Linked DNA regions of Homo sapiens: region 1 is linked to region 2. Evidence: read pairs that join two places in POLR2A ChIA-PET (ENCODE). Cell type or tissue: GM12878. All regions are shown on one strand. Each heading gives the region's core, and the rest is flanking DNA. Links, peaks and the distances in the headings are about the cores only.

Region 1 (6,091 bases), core at 1,092-6,091, 150 kb after region 2:
TATCCATCATAGGGAAGGCATGTGTAGGACAATTGTAGGGACAGGCAAGAATCCATGTCAGTCTGCCTAAGGGCTTCCCTTATAGTAAGGGAACTGAGTGGGGGACCTGCCTGAGTTACCCAGCCAGGAAGTGGCCAAGCCTACCTTTGAACTTGCGTCACATCTGATCTCATAGCCAGTGCTCTATTCTTTGTCATCTCAGCCTTCCTTGGAGTGTCCCCAGTCAGGTTTATGGGAGACTGAGGGGACAGGTTTGTGGGGGACTGAGGGGACAGGTAGGCTCCAGTCATCTCCTCCACAGTCAGTCTGGGGCGAGTCTTTTCACCACCAGTGGTCTTGGCACACCCCAACCTATCTAGACTGTCGCGGACTCCAAGCAGAGCCAAGCCTGTTTGTCTCTTTATCCCCCACAAGCCAGGATGGGCCTTAGTCACTTTGCAACTGAGTCACCACAAGCAGTTTGCTAACTCAGGACTTGGCAGGCTATGTTCAAAATAGGGCCAGTCTCCCCAAAGTGGAAGCCCGGCAGAACCTACTGTTCACACTCCTGGGGCCCCAGGGGCTAAGTCTGCCTTAGCATACTGCATCTGAAGTCCCAGGAATTTCTGTAAGGTCTAAGTTGGCCCCTAAATACCCCTTCTGCTTTTTTTCCAACTGAATCTGAGAATATGCTGCAGCTTTAGACATGCCCTAGATCTTTTTGTGAGCAGATAGAGTGAAATTATGTTAGGCTCTGCCCAGAGTGGAGTTATCAGCAGGTTTGGTAAACACACAGAAAGAGTCCGCTTTCCCTGGTGCAGGTGAGGGGCAAGGTCAATGGGACTTCATGGCTGTATCCCCAGCACCCAGGATATAAACAACAGTGAATTGAAATCGTGGTCCCAAAGCTTGTAAAAAAATGCCTGATGGCTTTCAGAGGAGAGAATATTCCTGCTTATCATAAATGCTCAGGAGTGGTTCGTGGACACGGACAGGTGGCCTGATGACATTTATTCCACCAGAAAGCATGAGCTGCAGCTGCAGCCATGGGCATGAGCGGGGTCAGGGGCTGATTCTGGCCAAGATTGTCTTCTAGGGTCTCAGTGGCCTCCCACAGGTACAGGCCAAAGCATGCGGGTTTTGGGGTGAGTTGGATCTAGGTTCAAATCCCAGCTTTGGGCTTGCAAACCATAGAAAGGGGGTAATGATAACACTCTCCTCATAAGGCAAGAAATAATGGCTGTAAAGATCGTGGCAGATGCCACATTCCAGCCAATCAATGGTGGCTCCTCTCATTGGACTCAAAGGTTATGATGAACAGTGGCCCTTCCACATGATGCCATTGGGCGTATGGAGGCAGATTGGAAAGAAAGGAACATGTACAGTAGGGGAATGTTTACTCTTCAAGATGCAGTGTTAAATCTTTGTTTTCTAGAAATTCAAGGAGAGGCATAACGTACAACTATGTGATTAGCTCTCGGCTTGGAAGAAACACATATAAAGAACAATATGCCTTTCTCTACAAGTAAGTATCACCTATGCTCCCTGGAACATGGCCACCAATAAATCGTGAATTGAATCAAAATGCATGTCTTTTCTTCAAAACCAAATTTTGATTTCTAACCAATTCTCAGTGTTCATCAAAATAATTGCTGTCAAAACTAGGGGCCTATGCAAAGTATTGACTCTTCAAGCTGAAAACACAAGGGGTCTCCAAACACCTAATTTGTTGGTTGGCTCCATGGTTGGCAGGCCAGGTGTTCTTTACTCCTCATAGTCAAGTCCTGGCCCAGGGCTGGAAAGCTGAGGTTCTCAGCACAGCTGATTCCTGAACTTCGTATTCTTTTCCTCTTCCTGCTAGTAATTTCTTAAGTCTGAACATTAACTTTTGGGTGCCACAGATAACTAGTATGGCTCAGATCTTCAGCTCCCAGATTCGCAACAGCTCCCTGGCTGTTGAGAAGAGTTGACTTAGCCTTGTTCTCAGGAAAACGATCCTGTGCTTGAGCCTGCTCTGGCTTCTGAGAAAGCCATGGGAACCTACATCTCTGCTTCATGAAAGTAGTAAGAAAAGGGCTGACTCAGCTGGGAGGACTTCCTTTTCCTTCTTATAGGGAAAAGCTGGTGTCTGTGAAGAGGAGTTATCACTACCATGACTATCAGGATGGAGACGCAGATGTGTTTTCCAGGGAGCCCTTTGTGGTCTGGTTCCAATCTCCCCACACTGGTAAGACCCACACAGGCCTTTCTGTCTGGGACCTCCCCAACGGCCCATGAATGCGCAGCAGCCTTGAGCATGAGCCCATTAAGGAGGCATTAGGCTGGATGTGACAGTGCATTGCTTCTAATACTTCAATGTAGACGATGCAGTTCAGTGTGATGGCACCAGGCTTGCTTCTCAGAATGCCATGACTCAAGACTTCCCCAGCCCAGAACCCACTTTCTGGAAGCAATGGTAGTCCACTCTCTTTGGAGAGTTTAGGCTCATGGAAATTGTTTTCTGCAATTCCTTGGTACCTGTCAAGTACAACTCTTCCTTCCTTTTTAAAAATCCTGGCTGGGTGCGGTGGCGCATGGCTGTAATCCCAGCACTTTGGGAGGCTGAGGCAGGTGGATCACCTGAGGTCAGGAACTTGAGACCAGACTGGCCAACATGGTGAAACCCCGTCTCTACTAAAAATACAAAAATTAGCTGGGCATGGTGGTGCGCACCTGTAATCCCAGCTACTCGGGAGGCTGAGGTAGGAGAATCACTTGAACCAGGGAGGCAGAGGTTGCAGTGAGCCGAGATCGTACCACTGCACTCCAGCTTGGGCGATAGAGTGAGACTCTTGTCTCAAAAAAAAAAAAAAAATCCTAAGCAATGGCTTAGGTGAACCCCTAGCCTAGAGGCTCACTCTCCCTCCAGTCACTGCATCGCAGACTCCTCCACAGGCCGCAGCGGGTGAGGAAATCCAAATGGATTGCTCCCTGAACTCTAACAACAGTACTTGTACTGGCCCCTGATTAAGTGCCAGCCTCCTGTAATCCTTGCAATGACTACAAGGTAGGGAGTAGGATTATCTCCACTTTACATTTCAGGAAACTGAGGTTTAAAAAGGCATGGAGTCACCCAGCTACTGAAATGGACAGGCCAGGGTTGTAACCCAGGCCACCACCTCAGGAGCTCATGTTCTTTTTTTTTTCTTCTGTTTTTGAGATAGGGCCTTGCTCTGTCATCCAGTCTGGAATGCAGTGGCATGATCTTGGCTCACTGCAACCTCCACCTCCTGGGCTCAAGCAATCTTCGCACCTCAGCCTCGCAAGTAGCTCAGACTATAGGCATGCACCACCACACTCAGCTAATTTTAAAATTTTTAAATAGCGAGATAGGTCTCGCTATGTTGCCTAGGCTGTTCTTGAACCCCTGAGCTCAAGCCATCTGCCTGCCTTGGCTTCCCAAAGTGCTGGGATTACAGGTGTAAGCCACTGTGCCCAGCCAGTGGTTAACATGCAGTGTTATGCAATGCTCGATGGAGTCAAGAATCAAATATTTTTTCAGTACCTACTATGTACCAGGCTCTGTTGAGGGCACTGGACAAGACAGAGGAGGTGACATTGGGCTGTGACCTGAAGAAGTCAGCCATACAGAGGGCTGGAGAAAGGGCATTCCACATGGAGGGCACAGTGAGCACAAAAGCTCAGAAGTGGGAAGGAAGCTGGAATATTTAGGGGGACCAAAAAGAGGATGGAGGAGTGCAGTGGAGGCCTGAGGAGGAGAGCTGGCAATGAGGACACGTGGGGCCCTGGATGCAGCCTGCTGGGCTGAGTTCTGGCTCCTCTCTGTGTGACTTGAGCAGTGACCGCCCCACAGCCCGTGTCTGTTGAGGTAAGAGTGGGAATCCAGGCTGAGAATGAGGGGAAGTCCCAGGAGGAGCTGCTCAGAAGGCGACAGCTGCTGTTAGCAGGTGGGCCAGGAACGGCTTCTGAGGCTCGCGCACATTGCCACACTCAGGCTCTCAGTCCTCCAACGGTGGGGGAAGGTTTTCAGACACTTCACAAAAGTCTTTCGTGAAGACCATGCTAATTTTTAAATAGCTTTTTGGAACTTTTGTTCTTAATTACAAAGGAGTATAAACTGACAAGCCTCATTTTTTTTTTTTTAGACAGAGTTTCACTCTTCTTGCCCAGGCTGGAGTGCAGTGGCGTGATCTAGGCTCACCACAACCTCTGCCTCCCAAGTTCAAACGATTCTCCTGCCTCAGTCTCCCAAGTAGCTGGGATTACAGGCATGCGCCACCACCCCCAGCTAATTTTGTATTTTTAGTAGAGACAGGTTTTCTCCATGATGGTCAGGCTGATCTGGAACTCCCGACCTCAGGTGATCCATCAGCCTCAGCCTCCCAAAGTGGTGGGATTACAGAAGTAAGCCAACACGCCTGGCCAATTTTTTTTTAACTAGAAAATGTGCGACTGGGCTCGGTGGCTCATGCCTGTAATCCCAGCACTTTGGGAGGCTGAGATGGGTCAGTTTATACTCTTTTTGTAACTCCCAGCTGGGTGTGGTGGCTCACACCTGTAATCCCAGCACTTTGGGAGGCTGAGATGGGTGGATCACCTGAGGTTGGGAGTTTGAGAGCAGCCTGACCAACATGGAGAAATCCTGTCTCTACCAAAAAAAAAAAAAAAAAAAAAAAAACAAAGCTAGCCAGGCATGATGGTGCATGCCTGTAATCCCAGTTACTTGGGAGGCTGAGGCAGGAGAATCACTTGAACCTGGGAGGCAGAGGTTGCAGTGAGCCGAAATTGTGCCATTGCACTCCAGCCTGGGCAACAAGAACGAAACTCCGTCTCAAAAAAAAAAAAAGGAAACCTTTAAAAAAAAGAAGAAAATACAACCATAAATATATGCAATTTTTCCTGTCAATTAAAAAAAGAAAGAAGAGGGATAAAATACATCAGAAACAAAAGAAAATACAGATTTGCCACACACACAAAAAGGGGAAAATAAAAGCACTCACAATGCCAGCATGGAACACAGTTGTTATAAGTAAAATGTTTATTTAGAAACAGAATGCTTGTTCCCTGGTACTGCAAGGAAAAATCAACATTCAGATAAAAAGTTTTCTCAGCAAGCCAATTTTACTTTCTGCAGAAAGGGTGCTCCTTGCAGATGGAACAATGGCGAGAGCACACCTGAATAAAGGAGGGAAGCAATTTTTATCCTTTACTCAGCTTGTCCCTGCTACTGTGTCCTGTCTCTCTATTGGCTGGAGCCAGACCACACAATCTAAGCTAACCCGACTGGCTAATAATTTAAACCTTTCTTAAATAGGTAAAGGCAAGGGAGAACAAAGGAAAAGAGGAAGTTGCTTATGCCAAATAGGGAAGGGGCAAAGGCTGTGAGCTGGAATGTGCCTGCGAGCTGGAATGTCCAGCACAAATATCTTGGTTAAGGTACAAGGACATAGAATGTACTATGTGCCTGTGAGCATGTCTAACAGCTACATAGGATAGAGCTTAACAAAGAGTTATTAGCACAAAGCAAGGAGACTTGAAGGAAGTTAGTCTTTAAAGGAAACTATTATTTCTAACACTTATGATTTATTCTTTAATAAGAAGGGAAACTTTGAAGAGGAAACTTTTTTACTTTCTACAACAGTCTACCAGCTTTCTCTTAGCCATGAAGGGCAACTGGGAGAAATGAGTCTTTCGTGTACTAAAAATAGGCAGCCTAATGACCCCAAGATCATTAAAATCTCGGCCACTGGCTGGACCCTCTGGGAACTGGGGACCCAGATAATGCAGCCTGTGCCTTCTGGAGGGGACAGCTGGTTTCCCTCCAGCAGTGTTTATGAGACCTTGACAGGGGAAGTGTGTGACCCCCGCCTCTTTCCTGTTTCTCAGCTGTCAAAGACTTCGTGATTATCCCCCTGCACACCACCCCAGAGACATCCGTTAAGGAGATCGATGAGTTGGTTGAGGTCTACACGGACGTGAAACACCGCTGGAAGGCGGAGGTGAGGACTGCTGTGTCAGACGAATTCCCATCTAGCAGGGGCAGGCTCTGGTCCCTGAGTGGGATGAGTACCTCTCCAGGGAGGGGGAGGAGGAAGGGCATGTGCAGGCTACC
Region 2 (10,940 bases), core at 3,334-8,333:
TTTGCAGAACCTGTCAGTGTTCCCACCTCTCTACCCCTAAGGCAGAGCATCTCAACCCTGCTGCATTCTAGAATCACCTAGAGAACTTGAAAAGATACCTACACTTGTGCCCTCACAGATTCTGATTTAATTTGTCTGGCCTGGGCACAGGCATTAGCGGGTCTTCTGTTTTTTCTTTTTTTTTTTTTCCTTTTCTTTGAGACAGAGTCTCACTTTGTTGCCCAGGCTGGAGTAAAATTCACAATCTTGGCTCACTGTAACCTCTGCCTCTGTCTCCCAGGTTCAAGCGATTCTCGTACCTCAGCCTCCCAAGTAGCTGCGACTACAGGCGCACACCACCATGCTTGGCTAATTTTTGCAATTTTAGTAGAGACGGGATTTTACCATGTTGGCCAGGATGGTCTCGAACTCCTGACCTCAGGTGATCCCACCTGCCTCAGTCTCCAAAAGTGTTGGGATTACAAGCGCGAGCCACTGCCACCACACCTGGCCAGCAGGTCTTAAATGTTCCTCAGTTGATACTAATGTGCAGCCAGGGGTGAGAACCATTGTTCTAAACCTCTTAAAGAAATCGGGCCAGGCGCGGTGGCTCATGCTTGTAATCCCAGCACTTTGGGAGGCCGAGGTGGGCGATTCACAAGGTCAGGAGTTCGAGACCAACCTGGCCAACATGATGAAACCCCCATCTCTACTGAAGATACAAAAAAATTAGCCAGGCACGATGGTGGGCGCCTGTAATCCCAGCTACTCAGGAGGCTGAGGCAGGAGAATCGCTTGAACCTAGGAGGTGGAGGTTGCAGTGAGCTGAGATCAGGCCACTGCACTCCAGCCTGTGACAGAGTGAGAGACTCAGTCTCAAAAAAAAAAAAAAAACTAGGAAGCAGCTCCACACCACAAAAATAAAAAACCTTGCATGAGTGGAAGGAAACAGATGACGCAACCACCAACCAAACCTCATAATCTCCTCTACTCTCACCCATATCTCCCCACCTCCTCTTAAGGACTCAGCTCGTCTGTCTTTTTGGGGGTACGGTTGGTATCTAACCTGAGCCTCTAGAAATCCCTCACACTGGGCTCTGTAGTGGTGGCTCCCATAGGCACCACTCACACTATCTGCCAATGCCGTTTAAAGGAGCAAGAAAGAACTATTTCCCTCTGCTGGAGGAAATGAGTCTCTGAAGGATAGATGCCTTGACTAGAAAGTGGTGGATCTGGGAGAGGAGGCAGGCCTGTTTGTCTCCAGTGCCCATCAGCCACACCACCCCTCTGGGTTCACTCCGAAACTCACTTCTCCCCTGGCACTTTCTCTTCATAGGAAGGCCTGAAAAGAATGCTGAAAACAAGTGACCTGGCTGGAATCTACCACCACGCTACTTCTCTGCTCCAGGACCTTCCATGGCTCCCACTGGCTCACAGGGTAAATCCAAATTCCTCAGCCTAGCTTCCAAATTCTTCTACCACCTGACCAAACTGTCCTAACCCTTTCTTCCCATGCAAACCCTCCTCTACCCAGTCAGACTGTTTATAACCTAAATATCCCTTACTTATGCCCCTCTTTTCGCTGTTCTACCTATTCAAAATCACAGTGTCACACAGCACAACAGCTGCAGCCATAGGCAGCAGTCCACATCATCCTAGAGGACAGCAAGGTTTCTGAGGAAATTCTCATAGAATTCAGCTTGCAGGACTTCTGCTTAGCTCACTGGCCACCTGCCTGGCCACTTACAGTCCTTAATATTTCACTTAGAATTAGTGATTACTCCTTGCTCTGCTAAGTAGTCATTATTTACTGTCGTTTCATCTGCAGATTTTCAGTGCTAGAACCTACCTTTGTTTTGTTTCAATTTTTCTGCAATCTAATAATATGCAAAAACTGCCCCAAAACAAATGAAAATGTTAAGGGTTTTTAAAGGCATCTGAAGAATCATTACCGTATTAACCTAAATTTTGGCAGATGAATAAAGCCAAACGCATCTTCTTTTCAGCCACATGAAATAAATTTTGTTTAAAAATCTAATTCATAGAGACCGGGCACAGTGGCTCATGTCTGTAATCCCAGCACTTTGGGAGGCCGAGGCGGGCGGATCACGAGGTCAGGAGATCAAGACCATTCTGGCTAACACGGTGAAACCCTGTCTCTACTAAAAAATACAAAAAATTAGCCGGGCGTGGTGGCGGGCGCCTGTAGTCCCAGCTATTCGGGAGGCTGAGGCAGGAGAACGGCGTGAATCCGGGAGGCGGAGCTTGCAGTGAGCCGAGATCGCACCACTGCACTCCAGCCTGGGTGACAGAGCAAGACTCTGTCTCAAAAAAAAAAAATCTAATTCATAGAATCATGTGCTTTAACTTTAGCAAAAGAAGAGATGAAGCACACATTGCAAACACGCTTTGATCCCTGCAGTGAGATGAGCGTCATGATCATGCATGCTTCTCTTCTCCCTTCTCCGGGCCTTTTGAAGTCTACACTCTCCGCTGTGGGATGGTCTCCTGCCCTACCAGGAGAGCTGGTCTCCACACCGACTTCAAAGACAGCTGATGTTCCAGAGAAGAAAAACACTGCAAAGAAGCACTCCAAAATCCTTTTGACCTCAAACATGACTACAGAATGGATACAGCTTTTTAAATAGCCACTTCCTGCAGCATTCTATAGTATAATGACCCTTAAATGACACCCACGCAAATTACATAATTTGCTAAAATGGAAACCCAGTAATTCCATCTTACATCAAAGTAAAGAAAAAAAATACCAAACTTTAAAAATCTGAAGCTCAATTAAATAGTAATTAAAAACGAAATATAACTTTCACTTGTTCAATAATCCTCACAATGTCCTAAAACTCTACAAATGGATGAAGTGAACATGATCTCAGAGAACTACCCACTACATGTTTAGTAGGCTAGAATAGACAACAACATAGAAACTCGGATCCGCTGGAAATGATGCTTTTTCTTTGGGCTCTGGTATCTGAGGTGGCCAGCTCCTCATCCCTCACGCCCTTCACTGGCACTGACCTGAGTACCTGCTGGAGACTGAAGCGCTCCCTCCTGGGCCATGTCTCCTCTACCTTCCCCCTTTTCCACTGCCTCAAAGACAGGCCCCCTGGGAGCCCTTCTGGAACCTGAAGGAGGAGCTGGTCACTGTGTCATGATCAGCCACAATGTGCCATCCCTCCTCCATAGCACAGCCACAAGTCCCCAGCAGGGGAGGGCACACATTTTCCAGTCACAGAGATCTGGAACGAAGCCCAACGACTGCTTATTAGCTTTGCAGCCTAACTTCTCTGTGCTTCAGTTTCCTCACCTGCTAAATCACACCTTCAGAGTCATGGTGAATATGAAAGAAGACAGTATATTTAGAGCAGCCAGCACAATGGCCAGCTTTGTAACTGTTTTCTTCCCTGCTAAGAAAATAGCAAACACAAAGTGTCTGCAGGTGAGTATATCACGACTCTAATCAGCAAGCACAGAAGACGGTGGCAGCACTGTGAAGAGCACCCAGAAAAAACAAAAAGCAGCCATTCTCTTTAAATATGAGAAACAATTGTATCAGTCTCTGATTTCTAAGAAGGAGTACCATGACTCCAGCCTCTGTTGTCCTAGATTCTATGCCCACTTTTGGCTATTTTTTTTTTCCTACGTTTTTCAGGTTATCCTCAATGAGCATAAATTATTTTTACAATCAGGAAAAACAATTTTTGGAAAAGTTTCTCAGTTTGCTACACATGTAATTTAAAACATGATACTTTAAAATAAGAAATCCTGGCCAGGCACGGTGGCTCACACCTGTAATCTCAGCACTTTGGGAGGATGAGGCAGGTGGATTGCATGAGCCCAGGAGTTCAAGACCAGCCTGGGCAACATGGTGAAACCCTGTCTCTACAAAAAATACACACACACACACACACACACACACACACACACACACAAATAGCTAGCTGTGGTGGCGCACACCTGTAGTCTCAGCTATTTGGGGGGCTGAGGCGGGTGGATCACTGAAGCCCAAGAAGGATCATTTAAGCCCAGGGAGATGGAGGCTGCCGTGAGCCGTGATTGCACCACTGCACTCCAGCCTGGGCGATAGAGTGAGACCCTTTCTTGGAAAAATAAAATAAATTAAATAAGGAATCCTGAGTAATAAAGATTGAGATCATCTGAGCTTGGGTAAGAGCCTGGTATGTTATCAATGATAAATGCACCTTTTTTCCTTTGACAAGGGAGCTTTTGGTCATTTTACTACTCATCAGTACTTTCTGTGCTGGGGAGACTGGGAAAACAGAAGATGAAAGTAAAGTAAAGGAGCTCTTCTACTTGTAACAGGGCTGCTAAAGCATTTAGTGGGAGAGAAGCTTGAAACTATAGGCTGAAGTCAAGCTAGAAGTCCCTACTGGTTTTAATAATGGTCACCATCACTTAGGATAACGTACATATAAATCTATCCTTCCTACTCTGAGAAGGTTGCTGTGTCATCCTGAGACACTAGCTCCAATTTCATAACCAACTGTGGAAGTGACCACAGTACACATGCCATGCAGACACATATCTTCAGAGAGGGAGGTATAACTGCTCTGCTTATGGGGCACTTACTCTCTGCCTTCTAGCCCTCAGTTTACTCCATCTCCCAACAATGTCTGAAGGGAGGCGTCACTACATCTCTTATACAACAAAAACCCTGAAGCTCAGAGAGGGTAGATGCCTTAAACAAGGGCGCACCACTAGTATGTGATGAGAATAGACTCCACCCCAGGCCAGTCTGACCCAGGGGCACAGCGGTTCCTACCTTCTATGCCCTTGGACACAATACTTTCACATGCTCCAAGGACTCATTTTGATGAACAGAGTGCAGCTGGACAGGCAGAACCAGTCTATCAAGTCAGGGGGAAGCTGACAGGGTGAAGGGCAGAGTAAGGACAAGAACCCGGGCCTGGAGAATATGAGTTACTATAGCAATAGAGCTCTCAGAATACCACAACCACCTGGTTTTAATACCCCTATACTTTGCAGCCTACCTCCTACTACATGGACACAAACTGCTGGAGCTGAATGTAATGTGAGCACCACCTAGAAGTTATGTACAAGTAAGAAACTATTTTTTCTCCAAAATGTTAAGCAAGCCCCATAATGTACATTAGGCAGTTAAGAAGCAGTCGAAAGGAACATTTTTATAAGAACATGCCTAAAGTGGACATCAGGTTTATGTGATCCTCAGCAATTTGAATAGTAGTTAATTTCAGTTGTACAAAAACGGAACAGGGTCCTCCACAAAGCTGTTTTGCTTCTACACTGTGCTCCTGTTAAACTCCCCAAGGTACTAATAACGGTTGCACCTCAGTGAGCTTCCTTCCTGTGTGTTACTCTTAAAAACCACAGAGGCTCTGGGACTCAGTAGTCACAAAACCCCAATGGCTGCAGGGCTAGCAGGTTCTATCCGTTAAGCTCAGTCTTTCTCAACCAGTTCAGCAGTTTGAAGAGAGCAGTGACCTAAGGCTTGATATCCAATATGGTAGCCACTATGCACAAGGGACTACTGAGCTCTTGGAATGTGGATAGGGTGACGAAGGGACTGAATTTTTAGCTTAATTTTATTAGCCTAGTGGCTAAAATACTGGATAGTGTGCAGTTACAGACTGTTTATTTGCAGGTATAAACACAGATATTTATGAAAATGTGGCCAGGTGCTGTGGCTCATGCCTGTAATCCCAGCTCTTTGGGAAGCCGAGGAGGGTAGATCATTTGAGGTCAGCAGTTCAAGACCAGCCTGGCCAACATGGTGAAACCCCGTCTCTACTAAAAATACAAAAATTAGCCAGGCGTGGTGGCAGGAGCCTGTAATCCCAGCTACTCAGGAGGCTGAGGCAGGAGAATCGCTTGAACCGGGGAGGCAGAGGTTGCAGTGAGCCAAGATCACATCACTGCACTCCAGCCTGGGCGACAGAGTGAGACTCCGTCTCAAAAAAAAAAAAAAAAGATATTTATGAGAATGAAAGCATACTAAACATAGTGTGTTATGACTTGCTTTTTCTCTCACTTAATATAACATGGATCTCTCTCCATAACAACACATTTGGGATTTTATTTTTAATTTCTTTTGGAGATGGGGTCTGGCTCTGTCGCCCAGGCTGGAGTGCAGTGGTACAACCATAGCTCACTGCAGCCTTGAACTCCTGGGCTCAAGTGATCCTCCCACCTCAGCCTCCCTAGTAACTGGGGCTACAGGCATGAGCTACCATGCCTGGCAAATATTTTTAATGTCTGTATCTCTGCTGCCTAGTAGCCACAAGCAATATGTGGCTACTGAGCATCTGATATGTGGCTAGTCCCAATTGAGATATGCTGTAATTGTAAAATACACACCAGATTTCAAATACTTTTATGACAAGAGGAATGCAAAACATATTAATTAAAAAAAAGTACAGACAGGGTCTCACTCTGTTACCTAGGCTGGAGTGCAGTGGTGCAATCATAGCTCACTGCAGCCTCCACTGCCTGGGCTCAAGGGATTCTTCTACTCAACCTCCTGAGTAGCTGAGACTACAGGTATGCCACCACACCTGACTTTTTTTTTTTTTTAAGTTTTGTAGAGACTAGATCTTGCTATATTGCTTAGGCTGGTCTCGATCTCCTGGCCTCAAGCAATCCTCCCTCCTCAACCTGCCAAAGTGCTGAGATTACAGGCATTAGTCACTGCACCTAACATAGTAATAATTTTTATAATGATTCCATGTTGAAATTATAATATTTTGGATATATTGGGTTAAATATATTATTTAAATTAATTTCACCTGTTTCTTTTTACTTTTTTAACATGGCTACTAGAAAATGTAAAGTTACATATGTGGCTAGCATTATACTTCCATTGGACAGCACTGCCCTAAGGCCTCTGTCGTATGTAGTGAATTAACTCCATCCCTATGCAGCCAGAATGGAAGAACTGAGAAAACGGTCACACAAATCATTGTCTGGTTCTGTGGTTCAGAAGGAGACCACTAGCTTGTCCTCTTTCAACCAATGCTTAGTGGAGCCATCAATCAGGTCCACCACTCTGTAGGCCCTGACAACAGATCAGCTTAGGGATGGCTGCCAACTCTTACCTCTTTCATTCAAAGTTCACTAGTCAGCTGGGCACGGCAGCTCACACCTGTAATCCCAGCACTTTGGAAGGCAGAGGTAGGTGGATGACTTGAGGTCAGAGTTCAAGACCAGCCTGGCCAACATAGCAAAACCCCACCTCTACTGAAAAGACACAAAAATTAGCCGGGCACGGTCTCACGCGCCTGTAGTCCTAGCTACTTGGGAGGCAGGAAAATCACTTGAACCCGGGAGGTGAAGGTTGCGGTGAGCCAACTTCACACCACTGCACTCCAGCCTGGGCAACAGAGTGAGACTCAGTCTCAAAAAAACAAAACAAAGTTCATTAGCCTCATAGAAACCTTCAATCTTACTCTTTTTGCACCTCATTTTCTTCAACTACAAAACTGGGATAATAACTAATGCAATTCAAACTATCATGAAGGTAAAACAAAAATCTAGAAAAGTTTGGCAATTTCTTATAAAGTTTAGCCTATCACTCAGCAATTCCATTCCTAGGCATTCACTCAGGAGAAATGAAAAAATATATCTACACAAAGACTTTACCCAAATATTCATGGCAGCTGTATTTATAATAGCCCCAAACTGGAAATAACCCAAATATCTACCAACTGGTGAATGGATAACAAATGTTAAATCCATACAATGGAATACTACTCAGTAATAAAAAGAAACATATAACATCATAGAAGAATTTCAAAGCTTTACGTTAAGTAAAAGAAGCCAGACCAAAAAAAGACTATATTGTATAAGATTCCACTTATAGATGACATTCTATTAATAGAAAGGATTAAACAATAGTAACAGAAAGCAGATCAGTAGTTCCCAGGGACCAGAAGGAGGGCAGGGTCTGCAAAGGGGCACCAAGGAAACAACTGGAGCGATGAAAGTGGGTGTGTATATATATATTTGTCAAGATTTATCAAATTGTATACTTAAAATAGGTGAATTTCATTGTATGTAAATTTTACTTCAACAAAGTTGACCAGAAAGAGAGAAACAGAGAGAGAAAGAATTATCTAATCCCTTGAGCCCAGGAATTCGAGACCAGCCGGGACAACATAGTGAGACCTCGTCTTTATAAAAAATGAACATGGCCGGGCACGGTAGCTCACAACTGTAATCCCAGCACTTTGGGAAGCCGAGGCAGGTGGATCACTTGAGGTCAGCAGTTTGAGATCACCCTGGCCAACATGGTGAAACCCCATCTCTACTAAAAATACAAAAAAATTAGCCGGGCATGGTGGCACGCGCCTGTAGTCCCAGCTACTCAGGAGACTGAGGAAGGAGAATGGCTTGAACCTGGGAGGCGGAGGTTGCAGTGAGCCGAGATCGCACCACTGCACTCCAGCCTGGGTGACGGAGCCAGACTCCGTGCCCCCCACCCCACCCTCCCAAAAAAAGGACACAATTAGCCACATGTGGTGGCATGAGGCTGTGGTCCTAGTTACTCAGGAGGCTGAAGTGGGAGGACCGCTTAAGCCCAGAAGGTTGAGGCTACAGTGAGCCAAGATCACGCTACTGCACTCCAGCTTGGTGACAGAGTGAGACTCTGTTTCAAAAAAAAAAAGAAAAGAAAAAAGAAAAATAATTATAGAATTACTATAAAGCACTTGGCTTGGCACATAGTGAAAGCTTAAACAATGTCATCTATTATGACAAGTAACACTCCCTTTTCAGTATTACTCAAGGTGTCTAAAACCAAACAGACTCATCATCTTCCTGGGAAAACCAGCTACCCTTCATCTACCTTGTACTACTTCTCTAATAATTTCCTGATGCCTCTGTTTCCCTTGTGGCCTCTACTTGGCAGACTTTTCCTCTATTGTGTTCCTCCCCTCTCCCTGCCATAGACCTGAGCTGTGGCCTCTCTAACTTCACTGTTCCATTAGCATCCTTGACTCTCTTCTCTCCTTCCTTCACCCTTTCCACTGCACCTTGCACACAGACAGCAAATTAAGCTTCCTAAAATGCCACTTTTATGAGCCACACCTCCACCCAAACCCCCCCTCACTGTTGTTCAGATTCCTTAGCCTGGCATCCAAGAGGCCCCACAATTGGCTCTAACCTTTCTTTTCCATCTTTTACCCCACCCCAGAATCTTCACCAATAAACCCAGTTGGAATGAATGAACAAAGAAGGCAGGAACCAAGTCTGTCTTGCTTAGACCTGTACCCCAAGTGCCTAGGCCATGCCAGGAACACAGGGCATACTCACAGCAGTATCTGCTGAATGAACTAATGAACTCCTGAAGTCTACAAATGCAACCTTGACCTCAGAGAAGAATCATTCTTCAGATTTTTAAACTGAGATCCTTATGGTGGGTTACTAAGAGTCTGGAAGAGGATGAACAACGAGGTGCCCCAGAAGGTGTTTCAGGATATATACGTTAAAGGCTATAAGGCTTCTGTTTCTACTTTTCAAAAATAATAACTTAAATATCGATAAAACAATAACATAAATATTTTTTCCCTTTAACCTAGAATAGAGTAGGAGCTTCCAAATGGGCACACAGGAAGCATGGGATGAGTTGTGGAAGTCATGAGTATGCTCATAACTCAGTTGGTTTATCACAGTTTTTACCATTACACAGTATTTTAATTGACTTTGCTCTTAGTCATATATGATTTCATTTACATCCATAATAAACCGCTGACTAAATGTAGGCTCAAGCAATGCCAATGACAAAACACATGTTAGTGAGAAGTTAGTGAGAAATACAAGTGAGAATTATCATAAAAACGGTAATTCTACAAGTTGTCTGAAGATGCTGTTTCTCAGGGCCTTAAGTTGTATTCCTCTGAACACAATTTAAAAATATATATAGTTCAGATCCCAAACAATTTTTAGTAATATACTGATCTAAATAAAATATTTTTATATTTAAAATAACTTCCAGAGAGTCTGTACCATTCCCTATTACTATGAAAGGAGTTTGCAAGTTAGAAAAGGCTGAGGCATACTGATTTAGAACGTTTTCTCTAAAATGCTGGCTCCTCTGTTAACCACTCCGAGTTCCCTAAGCCCCAGGGAGGACCTGACCAGCCTCTCCCCTGTGCCCTGCTCTCCCAGGCAGAGGGGCCCTTTAGTACTTTGCTTCATCTTTGCTTTTGTGGCTGCTATATTGACTAGGATGTCAGCTCCCTGCTTCATTCATCTTTTTATCTTAATAGGCAGTACAGTGCCTGGCACGCAGAAGACTCTTTTTAAGTATCTGTTAATGTTCCTGAGATCAAATGTCTATGTACTGATGTTGGAACCCCTTTAGGGATTAACAAAAACTGAGAGGGGAAGAGCTGAAATGGGCATTTGCTGGGGGCTGCCTCCCTTCAGGTCTGGCCTCCGGGAGCTCATGGCTGAGCCCTATGGCCTGCCCACTTGTTTTTTGTTTTGTTTTGTTTTGTTTTGAGATGGAGTTTCACTCTTGTTGCCCAGGCTGGAGTGCAATGGTGCAATCTCGACTCACTGCAGCCTCCGCCTCCAAGGTTCAAGCGATTCTCCTGCCTCAGCCTCCTGAGTAGCTGGGATTACAGGTGCCCACCACCATAACTGGCTAATTATTTGTGTATTTTTTAGTAGAGATGGGGTTTCACCATGTTGGCCAGGCTGGTCTCGAACTCCTGGCCTCAGGTGATCTGCCCATCTTGGCTTCCCAAAGTGCTGGGATTACAGGCATAAGCCACTGTGCCCAGCCGACCACTTGTCTTTTCCGTCACCACTGAACACCAATAGCCAGCTCTGCAGCCTGGTAAGGAGGCCCTGAGCTGCATCTCCCAAGCATGGCTGTCAAAACGTGTTACTCCAGGGTAAAAAGGAAAAAACAGGGGGAAACCTACTCTTGGAGGTGTCACTGA

What was found. Peaks named below come from ENCODE experiments on the same cell type or tissue, not always from the same donor. Only the 100,000 strongest peaks of a DNase experiment are listed, where the experiment ranks them.
Region 1: POLR2A ChIA-PET joins it to region 2 with 5 read pairs; 4 of 35 experiments call an interaction of 5 or more read pairs at or near these places.

Annotation. Positions count from the first base shown.
Region 1 is chr3:58,200,884-58,206,974 of GRCh38, reverse strand. DNASE1L3 (deoxyribonuclease 1L3) reads left to right here. Exons shown (of 8, transcript NM_004944.4): 3 at 1,415-1,504; 4 at 2,094-2,206; 5 at 5,866-5,978. Among named protein-coding and RNA genes, the nearest start is that of DNASE1L3, 7.0 kb to the left of the region's middle. RefSeq lists an enhancer at 1-63. In GM12878, for the core only: no CTCF peak of the experiment used is centred there; DNase peaks (open chromatin) are centred at 3,918 and 5,833; H3K27ac peaks cover 1,881 bases.
Region 2 is chr3:58,344,382-58,355,321 of GRCh38, reverse strand. All of the region lies in intron 1 of PXK (PX domain containing serine/threonine kinase like), which reads right to left. LOC105377106 (a long non-coding RNA gene) reads left to right here and starts at 979. Exons shown (of 3, transcript XR_940876.3): 1 at 979-1,027; 2 at 1,316-1,417; 3 at 2,353-2,795. RefSeq lists an enhancer at 5,537-5,816. In GM12878, for the core only: no CTCF peak of the experiment used is centred there; a DNase peak (open chromatin) is centred at 5,311; H3K4me3 peaks cover 1,157 bases; H3K27ac peaks cover 2,873 bases.